2 separate regions of the Mus musculus genome follow, and region 2 is linked to region 1. The links are chromatin loops, found by intact Hi-C in ENCODE. Cell type or tissue: heart. All regions are shown on one strand. Each heading gives the region's core, and the rest is flanking DNA. Links, peaks and the distances in the headings are about the cores only.

The links. Hi-C counts contacts between places; a loop is a spot of excess contacts. Peaks named below come from ENCODE experiments on the same cell type or tissue, not always from the same donor. Only the 100,000 strongest peaks of a DNase experiment are listed, where the experiment ranks them.
Region 2: a loop joins it to region 1, with 1.9 times the contacts of the local background. A loop is called at or near these places in 10 of 42 quality-filtered maps.

What each region holds. Positions count from the first base shown.
Region 1 is chr11:32,320,124-32,328,447 of GRCm38, forward strand. No RefSeq gene overlaps it. Among named protein-coding and RNA genes, the nearest start is that of Gm46275, 19 kb to the left of the region's middle. In heart, for the core only: CTCF peaks have their summits at 1,262 (motif pointing left) and 4,734; DNase peaks (open chromatin) are centred at 1,228 and 4,698; H3K4me3 peaks cover 477 bases; H3K27ac peaks cover 957 bases; H3K27me3 peaks cover 589 bases.
Region 2 is chr11:32,213,753-32,222,076 of GRCm38, forward strand. It overlaps Rhbdf1 (rhomboid 5 homolog 1), which reads right to left. Exons shown (of 18, transcript NM_010117.2): 2 at 2,390-2,530; 3 at 2,182-2,312; 4 at 1,158-1,371; 5 at 641-850; 6 at 430-552; 7 at 200-357. The coding sequence starts at 2,506. Among named protein-coding and RNA genes, the nearest start is that of Rhbdf1, 4.4 kb to the right of the region's middle. In heart, for the core only: a CTCF peak has its summit at 3,285 (motif pointing right); DNase peaks (open chromatin) are centred at 2,189, 3,199, 5,079, 7,639 and 1 weaker place; H3K4me3 peaks cover 1,677 bases; H3K27ac peaks cover 2,456 bases.

The DNA.
Region 1 (8,324 bases), core at 138-8,137:
AATCCCCTAGCTCAAACAAAACAGGAGACTTCTGTCACTTACAAAGGAAAGCAGTCTGAAGTAATAATTTACAAACCTAATAAGCCTGTATAAAAGAGACACAATCAGATATTTTATTTATGAGCCGTGTGCCCAGACTGGGCAGAGTTAGGGCTATACTAGCTCATTCCCCAGCTGTAATGCCCTGTTACTGGGTCTTTCTCCTGGCCACTTGGTTCCGGACCATGGCATCTTCCTCCTCCTCAGCCCCCCCCTCCCTGCAACCCTCTCTCTTAAACCTCCAGTCCCACCTTTCTCCCTCCCCTGCTGCCCAGTCACAGGCTCTAGCCTTTTATTGACCAGTTAAACTGGGGAGAAGGCTCACATGGCATCACTTGAGTACATGAAGATTTGTTCCTCACAACTCCCCCCTTATCAACATCCCTGCCTCGGTTTCCCCACTAGTGGCATGGAGGCATCGCCTAATTGACAAGGACGGGTGCTGGTGTGCCCTGAACTGTCCATAAGCCTAGGCAGACCTCTGCTGCTCCACCTCCAAAGCCCTCCCTGACCCTTTGTGACTCACCCGCTCCCCTGTGGTCTGCTCTGCTGCTCCAGGGCTGTGAAAAAGAACTCAGTGGCTGTCTTAAAATAGCAGACCGTCTCTCTCCTGTGTGCCCCTAAAGCAGCTGTGTTTGGTTTTGTCTGGAACTATCTGGAAACTGAGACAATGGACCCAGGACACTGTCACCAAGCCTCAGACGGAGCAAGCTGTCAATCACCTCTCAGACCAGGAGCTCATGCAGGGAACAGGTGATCTGCACCAGACATTCCTTCACAAGCACGGGTTAGAAGCCTAAGCTGGGAACAGCCAGTCCTCCCCTACCCACACTGCCCTGCCCTGTGGGAGAGGGCACTCGTCTTGGCTTAACTCTGCCCAGCTCTGCTTCCCATATGTGACAACACCGGGCAATCTCAAGCAAGCACTTCCCATCCATGAGACCAGTTAACCACAAAGCACCTTTCTTCACTTTCTTGGTGCGCGTTCTGTCACTACAGAGTTCCTGGGTCTGGGAGATGGATGAGCAGTAGACTTGATTCGGCTCACAGTGCTGGAGGGTGGGAGGGTTGAAGGCCTCTGCTGAGAGCCTCGAGCCACACTGCAACATGGTGGAGGACCTAGAATATAAGAAAACAGTAAGCTTAGCTCCCCTCTCATTAGAAAGCCAGTGGCGCCACCTTGGGGCCCACTCTCAGCTGTTTATGACTACCGGGCAGGAGGTCTCTGGGGCGCCCCCTGCAGGCCACTATAAGTAGGTGCAAGGCTTTTCCAGTATCGTCACCACCTCCAGCATCACCTTGCCTTTGCACAACCAAATACTTGTTAAATGTCTATTTGTAGGACCGCACTCAGACCTGTGAGATGTAGGAGACGGTTTTGCTCTTGATGTCACCTGTGTAATTGCTGGAGGTCAGTTCAGACACAGTGGCACTCTGGTGGGACTAGAAGGCACCTCACTGCCCTTGGGTAGCTTCTTGAGTGCCAGGGGAGATTCTTATACCACGTAAGGACAAAGATGTGACAAAGCTGAACTGAAGCCATGAGCAGTCCTGGATCTGATGGGAGAGCCATGGTGAATGTGGGCTGAACGATTCCATGGGCTGGAGTCCTGGACTACATAAACAGAAAAGCGGCTGAGCGCAAGCTCTCTCTGCTCCCAGGATGTCTACGATGTGACAACCTCCGCTTCTGTCACCGTACCTTCCTGCCATGACGGACTGTACCCCTTAGAATTGTGAGCCACAGTAAACCCTTCCTTAAATTGGTTGTGCCCGTCGTTTCAGCAACCGGGAAAGTGACTAATATTGAAAATTGGTACCTGGAATGGGGTGGGGAGTGAGCATTAGAAACCCGACCATGTGGTTCTTAGACCTTTTAGACTGGTTTGTGGGAGGCATATGGAAGCACTTAGAATTTTATCCTAGAAAGGCCCTGGGATACTGTAAGCACAGACTAACGTGGACAGTAGAGACTCGGCAAGGCTTTGGGGGAAACATTCTATCAGGTAGTGAGTTAGGGGACATTGTGTGATATATTTTGGCAAAGGATCTGAGTGCATTCTGCCTATGTCCTGAGTTGAGTGGGGTTTAACTTAAGGAGAACAGGCTGCCGTGTCTGGCAGAAGAAATCTCCAGACAGGAGACCAATCGGGAGCTCATTTGGGCTGTGGCGAGGTCATTGCTTGCTGTTCTCATTGAGGCCTCTCGTGAGAGAGAAAAAGGGGCATCCTTGAAGTTTGGTTAAAAGGGTGTGCAGGTAAGATTAAAGTTCCAGGGAAGGACAGGCAGGTGACACAGCAGGTGTAACTATTAAGGAGATGAGCAGCATGGAAGAGAAGCTGACCCTGGGTGACAGGAAAGGTGCCCTGGGTGTAAGACCCACCCCAGAGAACTCCATACTGCAAATATGCAAGTTCATTTAAGAGGAAAGTGTCCAAACTAAGAACGCCATATAAAAGCTGGTTGAATGACTCTGGGAAGTGTTTCCCAATGCCAACACTCAAAAGCCAGTGCATTTGTGGTCTCCACCCAGAGAAGGCAGAATAACTTGGTGACAGCATCCACAGGGCATTGGTTTTATGGGTGTGAAGAATGCAGGATGGCAAGAGTCATAAGCCTTGTACCACAGATCTAGAGAATCACTGGGTCCACCCGCAAGGAAGTCCTTGGCGGTTACTCTCCAGTGGAGACCCTAGAACCATGCAGCATCTGCCAAAGAAAGCTGCGGGTGTGGGATGGACCCAAGAGAGAGTCTGGGCCCAGACAGCACATCGGACAGGGCTGACCATGGATCTGAGACATTTCTACCACAAGCCCTGGACCCAAAGTGGAGTTGCAGGATTTGGTGTTTGCCCTGCTGGGTGTCTGACTCACTTTGGGCAGAGCTTTCCTTCTGCCCCATTCTTCCCGTTATGAATGTGAACCTTCACTCTGCTCTACAGTACATTGGATGTCTATAGCTTGTTTTGTTTCGGTTTTTAATAGGAGGCCAGAGTAAGAGATTGAGTCTCGGTTGAGAGTCTGATTTTTCTCCTTTGAATAGTGTTGAAAGGTATTGGCCAGAGGACTTTTGAGGTTGGGCTGAATAAATTTTGCGTTATAAGATAGCTACAAGCCTATAGAGACAGGGAGTAGAAGGATATGGCTTAAAAGCAGTGTGTTTGGGTGTCAAGTTGACAAAAGGTGGAGCTGTGATCGTTTATAATGGTTATTAACTTAATTTGATTCCAGCAATCACTGAAGCAAGCCTCAGGCATGTCCGAGAGGAATTGCTTTAAATGTGGGCTGTGCCATTCCATGGACTGGGGACCTGGATTAAATAAAAAGAAGTTGGGCAGCGGTGGCGCACACCTTTAATCCCAGCATTTGAAGGGCAGAGGCAGGCGGATTTCTGAGTTCGAGGCCAGCCTGATCTACAGAGTGAGTTCCAGGACAGCCAGCACTACACAGAGAAACCCTGTCTCGAAAAAAAAAAATTGATTATTAGAAAGAAAAGAAAAGAAGAAACACCAGGGTGATAGTGATAGGTTTCAGCTCTGAAGGAGCCCCTCTCTCTTTTAAATCTTTTAATTGCTCTCTTTTAAAACAATATTGGGGAGGTACTTTAGGAAACCTATTCTCTGTGGCCAGAACTTTTCTTGTAAAATTTTATTTACTTATGTACTCATTCACTTGTTTTTGAGACAGAGTCTTTTTTTCTTTTAAAGATTTATTTATTTTTATTACATGTAAGTACACTGTAGCTGTCTTCAGACACTCCAGAAGAGGGAGTCAGATCTCATTACAGATGGCATGTGCCACCACGCCCGGCTCCTAAAAATTAATTTTTTATTATTTTATTGCACTGGTGTTTTCCTGCATATACTTATCTATGTGAGGATGTTGGAACCTCTGGAGCTTGAGTTACATACAATTGTGAGCTGCCATGTGTTGCTTGGAGTTGAACCCAGGTCCTCTGGAAAAAACAGGCAGTGCTCTTAAATTACGGAGCCATCTCTCTAGCACCCACTGTGACATTTCTAATTGTTTTCGTGTGACATTTTTCATGGTGATTTTAAAATCTCTGCAAACAAGTTTCTGGAAAAAAGTACTCTAATTTCCTTGTGTCGTAGATGAAGAGATGGCAAAAACTCAAGAGATGTTAGATCGCTGCTCTGTAAGATCACACTGTCTGCTTGGCCTTCAGGTTTCAAACACAGGTCAGGGTGAATTCAGAGTCTAGATTCTCACAACAGCAGTCATGTCCTTACAACCCACAAAATAACGTCTAGCTGTGCAAATGTCCGAAAACAAGACAGATTAATGGAGTCAAATGTCTGCCCCGGGACAGCGCGAAGGACTCTACTGACAGAGCGAAAAAGTTTATTCTTGTAGTTTTTTTGTAGTTTGGGGAAAGAGAAAGTTTGCTGCTCTTTCCACATCCTCTCTTTCAGTATTGAGGCCAAGTGGAAAGTGTCCGGCAGTCCTTCCGCATCCGCCTGCCCAGAGCACAGGAGGAACTCTGGCTGGACACGGAGTCTCTCCCTCCCCCTTCTTCCCCTCTTCCCACAGCCCCACAAAACTGTACCCTCCTAGACCCATCACTGTCCTGTCTGCTTGAGGACCTTGGAACAAGGTGGCAGTGTGGGTCGAGTGTAGGAGGACACTGCAGCTACCGGAGATATAAGAAGGCGACGAGCACCCCCGTGTGGCGGGACTCGGAACTTCGCAGCTCCAAGGAGAACAGCGGTGTAACAGGCACCCAGCATGCACTTGGCTCTTTGCCCACGAACTCTTCGAAATTTTAGTTTAGGTTCTGGGGGTCTTTTCATCTTTGACATGTGTCCTGCTAAGATATAACTGCCACAACCCTACGGATGCTTCTATCTATAATTTCACATGTAATACTCTTCCCATGAATTCAAGTTTGATGTTTATTTGTTGTTGTTGTTGTTGTTTGTTTGTTTGTTTATTTTCTTTTGTGTGATATTGGGACCTTGCCATGCTGGGCCAGAGCTCTACCAAGCTACTGAGCCACACCCCAGCCCTGGCTTCCTTATGACACATCAAGCAAGTTTTGGTATCAAAATCAAAACTGTGAAACCTATAGATTCCACCTTCTTGTTTCCCTTCCTATCCTCCATCCAATGTCAGCCGTTTGATGTGTCTAGTCTATTCTTCCCATGGTGCACTCCTACCTTTTTATAAAAAAGGAAACAATGTTACTTTGTAAACAATATATTTTCAAAGCTACTCTACTGGGATTGTAGGAAGCCTCCCCCTTGGGTTGGGTTGTTCTTTTGTTTTATTTATTACTAATGTATATTCATTGTACATAGTTCTGAGTTTCCTTAAGATAATCTCAAAAATGTCAGGTGCTTTAGCCAAATTCACCCTCCCTCTCAGTCTTCCACATCCCGGTCCTACCTCACTCTCTTAAAGAGTCTCCTTCTAACCTTCCCACTGGTCTCCCTCCTCTTCCCCAACTCTCCTTTCTGCTTGACATGCAGTCAGTGTGTGTGTGTGTGTGTGTGTGTGTGTGTGTGTGTGTGTGTGTGTGTAGATATAGGTTGTTTTCTGATAAATCTGGTCAGTGACTGGAGATGAAAGTCAGCAACATAAACTAAAAGAAAAATCACCAAAATGTGTGAGAAAAATCAAGAATATGGATTTTAAAACTTGGCAACATCAAAGAAGTTTTCGGCAAAAAAAATAGAGACTTAGAAAGAAAGAAAAAACAAAACATAGAAAGGTTGTAATGAAAACTGGATAAATCAGATAAAAAGCACAGTGAAAAATGTCACCAAAAGGCCACCAAGTAGGGGGAGGACATAGGGATGAGGCCACCAAGCAGGGGGAACATGGGGATGAGGACAAGGCTGATAAGAAGCTGCATTCAAATATCAATGATGAAAAGAATTAAAGAGTTTGTTCATGACATCGGAGCCCTCTGAGATGTCATCAAAGGACAAATCCCGAAGGTCTGGACAAGAGGAGAACTTGAAATAACACTGAAGGTCATTCAATGAACCATACCCTATAATTCCCAAACATAGAGAAATAGACATGCAAAGTGAAGTGCAATTTAGAAACCAGAGACACAGGCAGAGAAGTCTCTCTCTATAACAGATTGTACAGCCAGGAAGCTAAATGACAGAGCCAAGATGGATGGTACCCAGGAAATCATTGGGGTGGATAACAGCTATCAGAAGACCCTCAAGGGAATCCTAACCAGGGGAGAAAAATAAACACTTCTAGGAGGTCACAGGAAATAATAAACCACATTAGAACAGTAAATAAGAAATGAGAATTTGGAAAGCATCAATTACAAAAATCAAAACGGTAGGATTTAATATATAATTTTTATTAAAAGCTCTGAATGTTGATGGTCTCAATTCTCCAATCAAAAAATACAGATTAGTACACTGAATGTATAAAATATGGCCCTTCTGTTTGCTGCCTGCAAGAAGGACTGCCCTATTTGCAGATGGTATGATTCCATATCAAAGAGACCCTGAAGACTCCACCACAAAAGCAGAGTTGAAGAGCACTCTCATCAAAATGACAGAGTACAAAACTAACATAAAAATTAGTAGACATAGGAGCGTCTTCTGTCATGCTGGCTTAGTGGTTCTCCCCTTCTTACACTGAGAAGGGTGCTTTAACAGCGTTAGCAACCTAGGATGACTGCTACCGTCTCTCTCACAGTTTGAAATATGTCAGACTGTCCTCTACTGACTTAAAGTTCCTATTGAGAAACTTGCTGTTACACTGACAGCTTCACTGTTGTATGTGTGGCAGAGTGCTTCTGGGTTCATGACCTTGGCCAGCATAAAAACAACTTAGTGAGCATTTCAATGCGATTTTCCATAGACGAGTTACACTGGAACATTATGGGAAAGAATTAAAATTATTTTGTAACAACATTGTAATCCCGACCGAACTCAGTAAATGTGTTATAGCAGCAATTACTCTCAGCAATGGAAGGCCAATTTCCTTAGTCAAATGGACTATTTAACAGTAGACCGTGTGACCTTTCATTATCGTCTCCTTGCTTAATTGACCATTCTATTTTATGGTGTCAACTTCTGAGAATTTCTAGGAAAATACAAAAAGGGACCACTCCAGGGAGCTGGAGGGTAAGACTGCATAAGATCCATCAGGAGGAGGAATCTCAGTTGTTCTTCACGGGCGGAAAAGTATCGGGTTAACTAAGAACGCAGCCTACTCTCTCGGGATCCAGGCTAGATCTTTAATCACAGGTCTTGGGAGGCAGAGTCAGGTGGCTCTCTTTCCAGCCTGGTCTGCATAGTGAGTTCCAGAACAGACAAAGCTACACAGAGAAACCCTGTCTCAAAAACCAAAGCCAAACCAACCAACCAACCAAACAAGCAAACAAACAAACAACCAACCCACCTGTATAGATATACTGCTGGCCTTGCTAACTAAAAGCAAATTGCTTCTGATGGTCCTTACAGATAGGTACTGAGAAAAAGGCATTTTCCAGATCAATAGCTGCATACCATGTTCCAGGAGCTGTGTTGATCTTCTCAAGTAAGGACATCACATCTGGTAGAGCAGCTGCAATTAGAGTCACTACCTGAGTGAGTTTTCAGTAGTCACCTATCATTCTCCGCAATCCATCTGTCTTCTGCACTGGCCAGATAGGAGAGTTAAAGGGAGATGTGGTGGGAACCACCACCCCTGCATCTTTCAAGTCCTTAATGGTGGCACTAATTTCTGTAATTCCTCCAGGAATATGATACTGGTTTTTTCCTCACTATTTCCCTGGCAGAAGGCAACTCCAAAGGTTTCCGATTAGCCTTTCCAATCATAACAGCCCTCCCTCCACAGGTCAGAGAACCAATGTGAGAATTCTGCCAACTTCTAAGTATATCTATCCCAATTATACATTCTCAGACTGGGGAAATAGCCAGGGGATGAGTGTGAGGACCCACTGGACCTACTGTGAGTCAGACTTCAGTCAAAACTTCAATAATCACTCCTTTAACAGGAGGGTCACAGTGTTTCTTGGGCTCTCCTGGAATTAGTGTCAATTCAGAACCAGTCTCCAATAGACCCTGGAAACTCTGGTTGTTTCCTTTCCCTGGTGTACAGCTCCCCTTGTAAAGAGCCAGAGGCTCCTCTGGGGAAGGACCGGGGAAAGACTAACAGTACAACTCTTAGGTATTTTAATCAAGGTCCTTCCTCAGGGGAACATGGCCATCCCTTCATTCAAGGGATGTCTGGGTCTGCAAACTGGCTCACCTGGAAAATGGTCCACAGGCTGAGATTCTCTGCTGCCA
Region 2 (8,324 bases), core at 187-8,186, 110 kb before region 1:
TCCTCTCCCATCTAGACTCTAGCCCCTGGGCTCTGGGAGTTCTGTAGGAGGGCATCAAAGTAGGGTTGTGCCTACCCCTGGACATACCCAAGGTGGCCAGGCTAGATTCCAAAGTCCAAGCTATGAACACTGCAGCATCATACCCAGAGCCCAGCGGCTCTCAGTGGGGCTGCTCCCCCCACCCACCGGGCGCACTCACAACATCAAGTGGCTTCTCTCAAGCTCACTGCGGTCCAGGGCCCCACCCGTGAGGTCGGCCTGATCCGGGGCTTTCTCCCAGTCCTTGAGCGCTGCCTCTGATGGGGACTCAAACACCTCATCTGGGTACGTGGACATCTCCTCGTGGAGGACACCTTCCTGAGCAAATACGTGACGTCAAGGTGGATCCAGAGACAGAGGAGATGGGGCGACCCCCCAGGCTCTTCTTACCCGAGCAAAGAAAGATGTATCCAACTCATCAGGGAAGTCCACCATGTCTTCCTCAAGAAAGCTGGCAGGGGTAAAGCTTCGGCGCTGTCCCCTTCGTAAAGTGCCATCCCTAATAGACCGACCCTGAGGACAAGGAAGCGACCTTAGGACCTGGAAGTCGGAGTGCACTCAGTTTCCACACCTACAACCTCGGGGCCCCCCCTGCATTTACCTTCACCAATGCTGCAGCGGCCCGGAAGCTCATCTTGGCCACCGATTCACGTTTGCGACGCCGAGGGAGTCGGTTGAAACCTGAGCGGGAGCTGGAGAAAGAGCAGAGGGAGGCTGCACCTGGTGTGACGGGAGTGTGGGGGGCACTCAGGCCATCAGCAGTGTCATCAGCCATGCGAAAGGCCCGGCCTCGGGCCAGAGGGTCTATGATCTGGTGGGATGGAGAAGAAGCTAGGTCAGTCTATAGAACCAGGCAAGACTTCCATGAAGAGCATCACTCTCATCCATGGCACCTATAGGGGTCCTTCTCCCCTTGAAATTCAGAGTCTGCACTAGAACAATACCATGACTCTCTTCCTCCTAGGGTCCCTAGCTGGGAGTATCTCAGGAGCCTTTCTAAGACTCTGGCTGCTTTCCCGTCCACAGGCTCCCAGGGATACTTTCTCTCCTCAACCCTCCCCTCCTCCCACCCCAGGCAGAGGAGCAGAATGGGGAGTCTGTGGGAGGCGGCGGCACACCTTCTGCATGCCCAGCTGGCATGGCCCCACGTAGAGGGGAGGTGGTGTCTCGGTGCTGGTTAGGGACACATTGTCCTGGCTGGGCAGGTCCAGCTCCCGGATGACCTGCGGCTTTAGCTTCCCATACCGCTGGCTGCAGTGACGGATGCTCTTGCGCTGCCACTTCTGGGTGCTGTCACTGTCCTTGCTCACTCCAAACCAGTCTGCTGTCCCCCTGGCACGAGAAGGACTCAGCAAGGGGAAGCCATATATTCTGTCCCCTTACCCCAATCAAAGATCCTCAAAGGTCAACCTGGGTAGTGGGCTCTGCTGCAGGCCCCCAGTCACTCCAAGGACAGGACAGGGGAGCTCCAACTGTGGCCACCCCAATTTCTACTAGAGCATTCTGCATGCCTGTCAGTAGAAGGTTCTCATAGGCCCTCAGCCAACCCTGAGTCCAGAGAGAGGCCTTGGCCTCAGGCAGCCACCATCACCCTAGGGTACTAAAGAACTCAGCAGCAATTGCAGCAGCAACAATACAGTGGCCATGGTCTTTGAACATGCAAATAAAAACATTGACCCTGTCATGAGCAGCCAGGGAATGCCAAACACTCCAACAGCTCCAAGAGGCCACATCACATGCACGTGCCAAAAAATACCAACACACTCAAGACCTGCGTAAGGTACCTGAGCAAGGACCATGAGAGAGACTGGCGCTGTGGGTGGGCCTTTCGAGCAGCCCTCGGCCTCAAAAGGGGCAGAGTATGAACACGCCCAAAGCGTACCTGCCGGCTACAAGGAGCCAGGGTGTTAGAGTAGGGAGGGTGCATACTCGGGGAACTGAGAGGCAGACGGAGGGCCAACCATGGGTCCCCAGAACAGGAGGATGCTGAAGTGTTGTTGGGATCAAGATGGAGAAGAAAAGCTGACAGAGAAGGGACCTTTGCCCCATTCCCACCCCTGGTACCTAACAGGGATTCTGTATGCCTACCTCTAGTGTCCCTCCCTAGCCCCAGCCTGTGTAACAGCCAGGATGGTGCTGTACCTGCGGATGGTCTGTGTGATGGATGTCTGACGCTGCAGCACCAGCCGGCGAGGCTCATGGTGGGGTGATGGGACCCGGGCTGTCTCAGCTGGCATACTCACACTCCGCAAGAAAGCCTGTCGCCGCAGGGGCTAGACAGCAGGGTCATGGTGAGCACCCTGGCCAGGGAATTTCCAAAATTCCCAAATTCCTACTGGCCAGAACCTACCTGCAGGAAGCTGGGCTCCTCTGCTGCCGGGGGCACCGCGGCTGGGATGTCCAACTTGAGCCATGGGGGTTTCTTGCGTTGCAGGCTGCTAGTACTGTCTCTCCTGGCTTCACTCATGGTTCCGGGCGCAGTGAGACAAGCCTGGGAGTGTAGGTTATGCTGAGTGACAACCCTGACAGGTCTCCAGGGACACCATGGGCCTAAACCTAGAAGAAGCATTGCAAGCCCTACAGAGGTGCTCACAGCACCCGATAGAGGCTGGCATGCTCTGGGCCTGAACTCCACAGATCCTCCAACAATAGGAATCTAGGGTAAAACACTGTATAAACCTACTCTGAGCACAAGCTGGTAGAGGGCTGCCGCCCTCTTGAAGCTTAAAGCCTGGGTAACGATGTCCCTATAAATAAAGAAGTGCTCAGTCTGTTTGGTAGCAGGTAGTAAGGATTTCCTGACAGCTCCCAAGTGAAAGCCGCTCAGGTGTCACGTAAGTCTGTGCACATCCAGGAGCAGGAGGACAAACTGTGAGCGCAAGGCTCCAGCCCACCTGTCCCAGGCCATCGTAACCACTCTGACTTTCACTTCATACACTGTGGGGTTCATGATCAATCAACTACACAGAAGACTCCCCACATTTAGAGAAAGAGATGGCTTCTTGGGGCTTCAGAGCAACACCTAGGGCAGCAGGCTCCAGTATGCAGAGGACTCTCCTTGGTGCCAGATAATCCCAGCACTAAGGAGACAGAGGCAGGTGGATCGCTATGAGTTCAAGGCTGGCCCAGTCTACACAGTGCGTTCTAGGCCAGCCAGGGACACAGTTAAGACCTTGTTAACAAAACAAAACAAAACAAAACAAAACAAAACTCCCTTGGAGCAGAAGCCACAATAAATGACCACGAGGTGGCGCCAACTGCCAAAAAAGGCATCGAGGCAGGGACAGGTTGAGGAACCCTGAATACCTAAGACCAAACAGAGTGTAGTACACCAGCTGGCCCGCCAGACAGATCAGAAGGAAAAAGCGCTTGTTCCCTATTCAAGCCTGAGTTCCCTGGAAATCACAAAGGGTGGAAAAGAAAACTGAATCCATAAAGTAGTCTTCCGGCTTCTGATTAGATAGATAGATGATAGATAGATAGATAGATAGATAGATAGCCTGGCTTGGTAGTACATGCCTTTAATACCTGCCCTTGGGAGGCAGAGGCAGGCTTCTGTGAGTCCAAGGCCAGCCTGGCCTACACAGTGAGTTCCAGGACAGCCAGAGTTATACACTGACACCCTGTCTTGAAAGAAACATTATATATATTTCACACACACACACACACACACACACACATTTGAGCCAGGCATATGGATGTACACCCTTAGTCTTAGCACTCAGGAGGCAGAAGCAGGCAGAATCTGTGCATTTGAGGCCAGCCAAGTTCTAGCCAGTGCAGAAAGACCCAGCTCTTGACTGTCAGGCAGGTCTTGATCTCTGAGGGACTCTTACTTCCCTCTTTATAAATGACAGTCACAGCAGGTATACACCTGATCCCTGCTCCAAGTGGAGGGCCTTCTGTATCTAGAGTGGAGATGAGGACTGGGGGTGGGGGAGCACTCCTTCAAGCAAGACTCGGAGGGCAGAAGACTCAAAAGCCTCACCTTCAGATCTGCAGACCTGAACAGACCCTAGATTGTGAAACCAGCCAGCTGACGCCTCAACTTAGGACTCTCCCTCTCGATGCTTGGAGGAGACAGAGGCTCCATTCTCTCTACACACACTGCGAAAATGAGGCCTGGAAGGCAGTGAACTCCCCAAAGCTGGGCTGAGACAGTGGGGGGCCAGGTACCCGCCAAGATAGAGGATGCCTTACATATCCTGCCTTCTGGTCCATCCCAAGCAGCCACTCATGAGCTCCAGGAAGGAACGTAGTCAAGAGTAGTCACAGGATCACAGAGAGTAAACCTGTGCAAGTGCTGGAAACTGGCCTTTCCAACAAGTTGGGTACCTGTGCTCAGCACTTCTAGGTGGTATCGAACTGGTCCCTTGCTTGGGAATATAAGCTGCTATTTCCAACAGCTTCTAATGACTTCCATGACTCTCTTGGACCTCCCTATATAAGGCCTGCATCATGCTTCCCACCTGCCTGCAGAGCTGTCCACCAGTGCTGCCTTACCTGAATGCAGGGTGGCAAGCGCCAGTTCTCCTGAGTGGGGATGTGGGGACTCTGGAGGGAGATGGCCCTTTAACAGGACCTACAGAGAGAAGCTGACCAGCCTGGGCAAGTGTGAAGAGAAAAAGCACAAGCCACGAGGGCTGTGAGCAAGCACTCAGGCCTTACCCCATGACATCTGCCCAAATGTCTGGGTTTCCCGGGGTCCCCTTCCACGCTACAGAGAAAGGAAACACAAGAGAATCCACACACACAACTCTAGGCCTGCAGTTTGGGGAAAGGATACCCACCCTTCCCTAGAGTTTCCAGCTTGCCCCACCCTAAGCTCTGTTCCTAATAGGGCCTCAAGCTAGTGGGATTCACAAGGCCTGGGGGAGGGGCATACCAGGCCAGACAAAGAGTCTAGGCCAAGGAACAGCACGCTGCCGGCCCACAGTGGCTCAGTGTCTAGATCTCCCCCTGGCACACAGTGGGCTCTTGTTCCCAGACAGCCTTTACTCTCTCCTCTGCTGGCCCCAGTGCAGTGGGAAACCATGGCCCATGGAGAGGCTCATTGCCTGGGGTCACACACCATGAGTCACCCCAGAAGCACAAGGAGCCGCCCAAAAGGGATCCAGAGTAAATGGGAAGTGTTGGAAAGCAAGCTCAGGGGTTGGAGGTGGTATGGAGTCAAGTCTAACGACAGAGCCTTGTCAGGGCTCCAAGCAGCTTGAGCGAGAATCCAGTGGAGAGTGAGGGAGAAGGTGTACACAGAGGTAGGGTAGCGGCACACCTCAGAATGCACTGTTTGCCCATGGACATGACTAAGGGGAGGAGGCAGGTTGTGGAGTTGTTCCATGGTGGGTCAACTAGAGACCCTCCAGGATAGCCCTGTTCATGAGTCCAGTTAGAACAGCCAGGAAGACAGAAGACAGGTGGAACAACATGGGTCAAAAATCTATACTATACCCAAACTGTTGTCTCCACCCCTTACCAACAGAGCATACCTGGGCTTTCTCTTCTTGGCTTTATGAGACAGAATCTCATGTACCCATACTGGCCTACACCTCCTAAGTAGATAAAGATTCGCGCACATTACAGATGCATGAGCACCACCACACCTGGCAAGCCTTCATCTTCTCATCTGAAAATGGCTGACGAAAGTGCCCAGCACCATTGGTGCTCAGTAAGCGGCAGCTGAATCGACAGAAGGGGCAGATGCCTGAGTGGGAAGAAGACAGCCAAAGCTTCGACAATGGTGTGGCCGGCAATGGTGCTGCACACCTGCGATCCCAGCACTCAGCTCCGGAAGGAAGATTCTGAATTGGAAGCCAGTCCAGGCTACATAATGAAACCCCGTCTCAAACAAACAAACAAACAAACAAACAAACACAAAACAGCAGAGCTGCAGGTGGAAGCTAGAGGTATGGGATGGACCTGAGGACTCCCCCTGCAAAGGCAGAACATAGGAAAGCGGGGCTACTCAGTGACTGCAGTTGATGGGACCCCCCCCCCCATCCTTGGGTGAGAGCTACAGCCACCGCACACTCCAGCATCCTGCTTGAAACCTGTCCTCTCTCTAACCTAATACCCAGCCTCAGCCTGCCCTGGTGGAGGCACTCAGCAGCTTTCTATATCCTCTCTCTCTGCTAGTCCATCGCCACATGCACTGTGACTTCCCCCAGCCTCTCCTTGCTTCATCTGTCAGTGGGATCATACAGAGTTTGCTGGGCCCTTTGTGAACCATTAGGCCATCCTTGAGCTCCACTCTGACTCCTCTTATTTTGCATGGGACAGGGCAAGCTTTAGCGGGGGGTGGGGGGGCTCTCTCATCCCCAGTACACACTAGATTTTGGCCCCTCCCCATCACTCCTCACCAGCCACCATCTCAGAGAGGCACACAGAACAAGAGATTCACTTAAGTCTGTAGGGAGCTCCTAGTCCCTAGAGGAGCCCTGGGACCCAAGGGACCAGGGATGGCAGAGCACATGAGAGCAAAGAAGCCATCCCTGGGGAAAGGCACCATCCATAGCTCAAAAGCACACATAGCTCAGGGGGTCTCTGATACCAGTCAAATTCCTGGATCCAGGTGGGGTTCAGAGGGGAAAGGGGACCTGTCTAAGCCAGCCACTCAGAAAGGGCTTGGAGTCAGGAGCTAACTGTAGGTCAAATTCTGGATTAGTGTCCACTAAGATGGACACTTCTGATGCCCAATCTGTAGTCCAGCTGAGTCTCTGAATGGAGGAGGGGTACAGAGTTCCCCTGTACTGACTCAGAAACCCCTCCCAGAACCCAAAGGAAGCAGGACAAAACTGGAGAGGCTCCAGAAGGGTAAACTGAGTCTGCAACAACAGCTTCAGTCACCAAAAGCCGGGGACACCTGCCTCAGACCTGAGCCCAACGAACCCTGTTGATGTTATAACCGGTGGCAGAAGTAATCACTCCTGTCCTCCCATTTTACAGATTGACTCAGAGAGGCTTTTTACTGCCTGAGGTCACAGGGCCTCAAGGGAGTTCAGCACCTCGGCCAGGTCTGCCAGGGAACTGGGAGGGATCCTTAGCTCCAACGGCTGCAGAGCACTTGGGGCTGGGCAAGGGAAGGGGCTCCGCTGAGGACTAGAGCTAGGGCGATAGGAGGGAGGGCCCTGACTGTCCCTTAATGGGAGACCCAAACCAGCACCTCTAGACCCCGAGGGGAGCTATACTGGCTCACCCAAGTGGACTTCCCAGTAAGGCTCCTGCAGAGGAGCTAGCCAGCCATGGAGGCTGCCTGGAGTTCTGTGGACTGGTGCCAGAACCTGTACTACCCTACCCTGTACTGTACTGGACCTACCCGACACCCTTGCCCTCTTACCCGGATTGCCCAGAATGACCCTGGTAAGCATAGGGCTCAGCCTCTGCAACCTCTTGAGAACTGGCCAGCTGCTGAGTTCCCCAGCATCCTCTAGGCTTAAGGGCGGGGGCAAGGGGCTGAGGCTCGCCCCATGGAGGTGGGGAGCACCTAGCCTGGGACTGCCCCGACTTCTTAGCTGGTCTAAACCTGAAAAGCCAGTTTCATCCTAGAATCTTCTCCCGGCTTCAACAGGAAGTGGGGAGGGGGGGCTTTCCCAGGACAGAGCGGGGGGCCTCCGGATCCAGGCCCCGCCCACGCAGACAGACACACTACTCCAAGAGGCACACGGAGCAGGAACTCTGGTCCGGACTATCTGAGCGGAAAGAAAGCCTAGGGGGAGTCCCTTGACCGTTCTCCACCCAGCTCTACTAGCGTGCTCCCAGCAGGACAGACAGGCCCTCTCGCCTATCCCTGAGCCCTTGGGGTCCGCGGTCACCCCACCGCGCCCAGGCCTACTTCAAGATCCCGACTGTGGCCTCGGGCTCGCCCCCGGGGCCACTGTACAGGGCAGGAGATGTCTTTGGAGGCACTTCCCGAGTTTGCCGATGCGAACCGGGCTGAAACGGGCCGAGCAGGCCCAGCCGAGCTCCCCGGCCCGCAGCTGCCACTGTTACTCCCGTGAGTGGGAGGAAGCGGACCCTGTGGCCCGAAGTCGCGCTCTCTGTGCAGAGTTTCAGACGCCACCTTCGGGGCCCTGGGAGCACGGAGGGCATGGGGTGTGGGGGCTGGCAGCGGAGGGGCCGCTCAGGGCGGCTGCGGCCCCCGGACTCCTGTCCCCGGGGACCCGGCGGGGCTGCTACTCCGCTGCCCCGCCCGCCAGGCCGCGCCGATCCGACCACGGGCTATTTCTGTGGGGCGCCGGGCTGGAATCCGGGCCGCGCCGCCTGCGCCGGCGCTCGGGAAACTCCGCGCA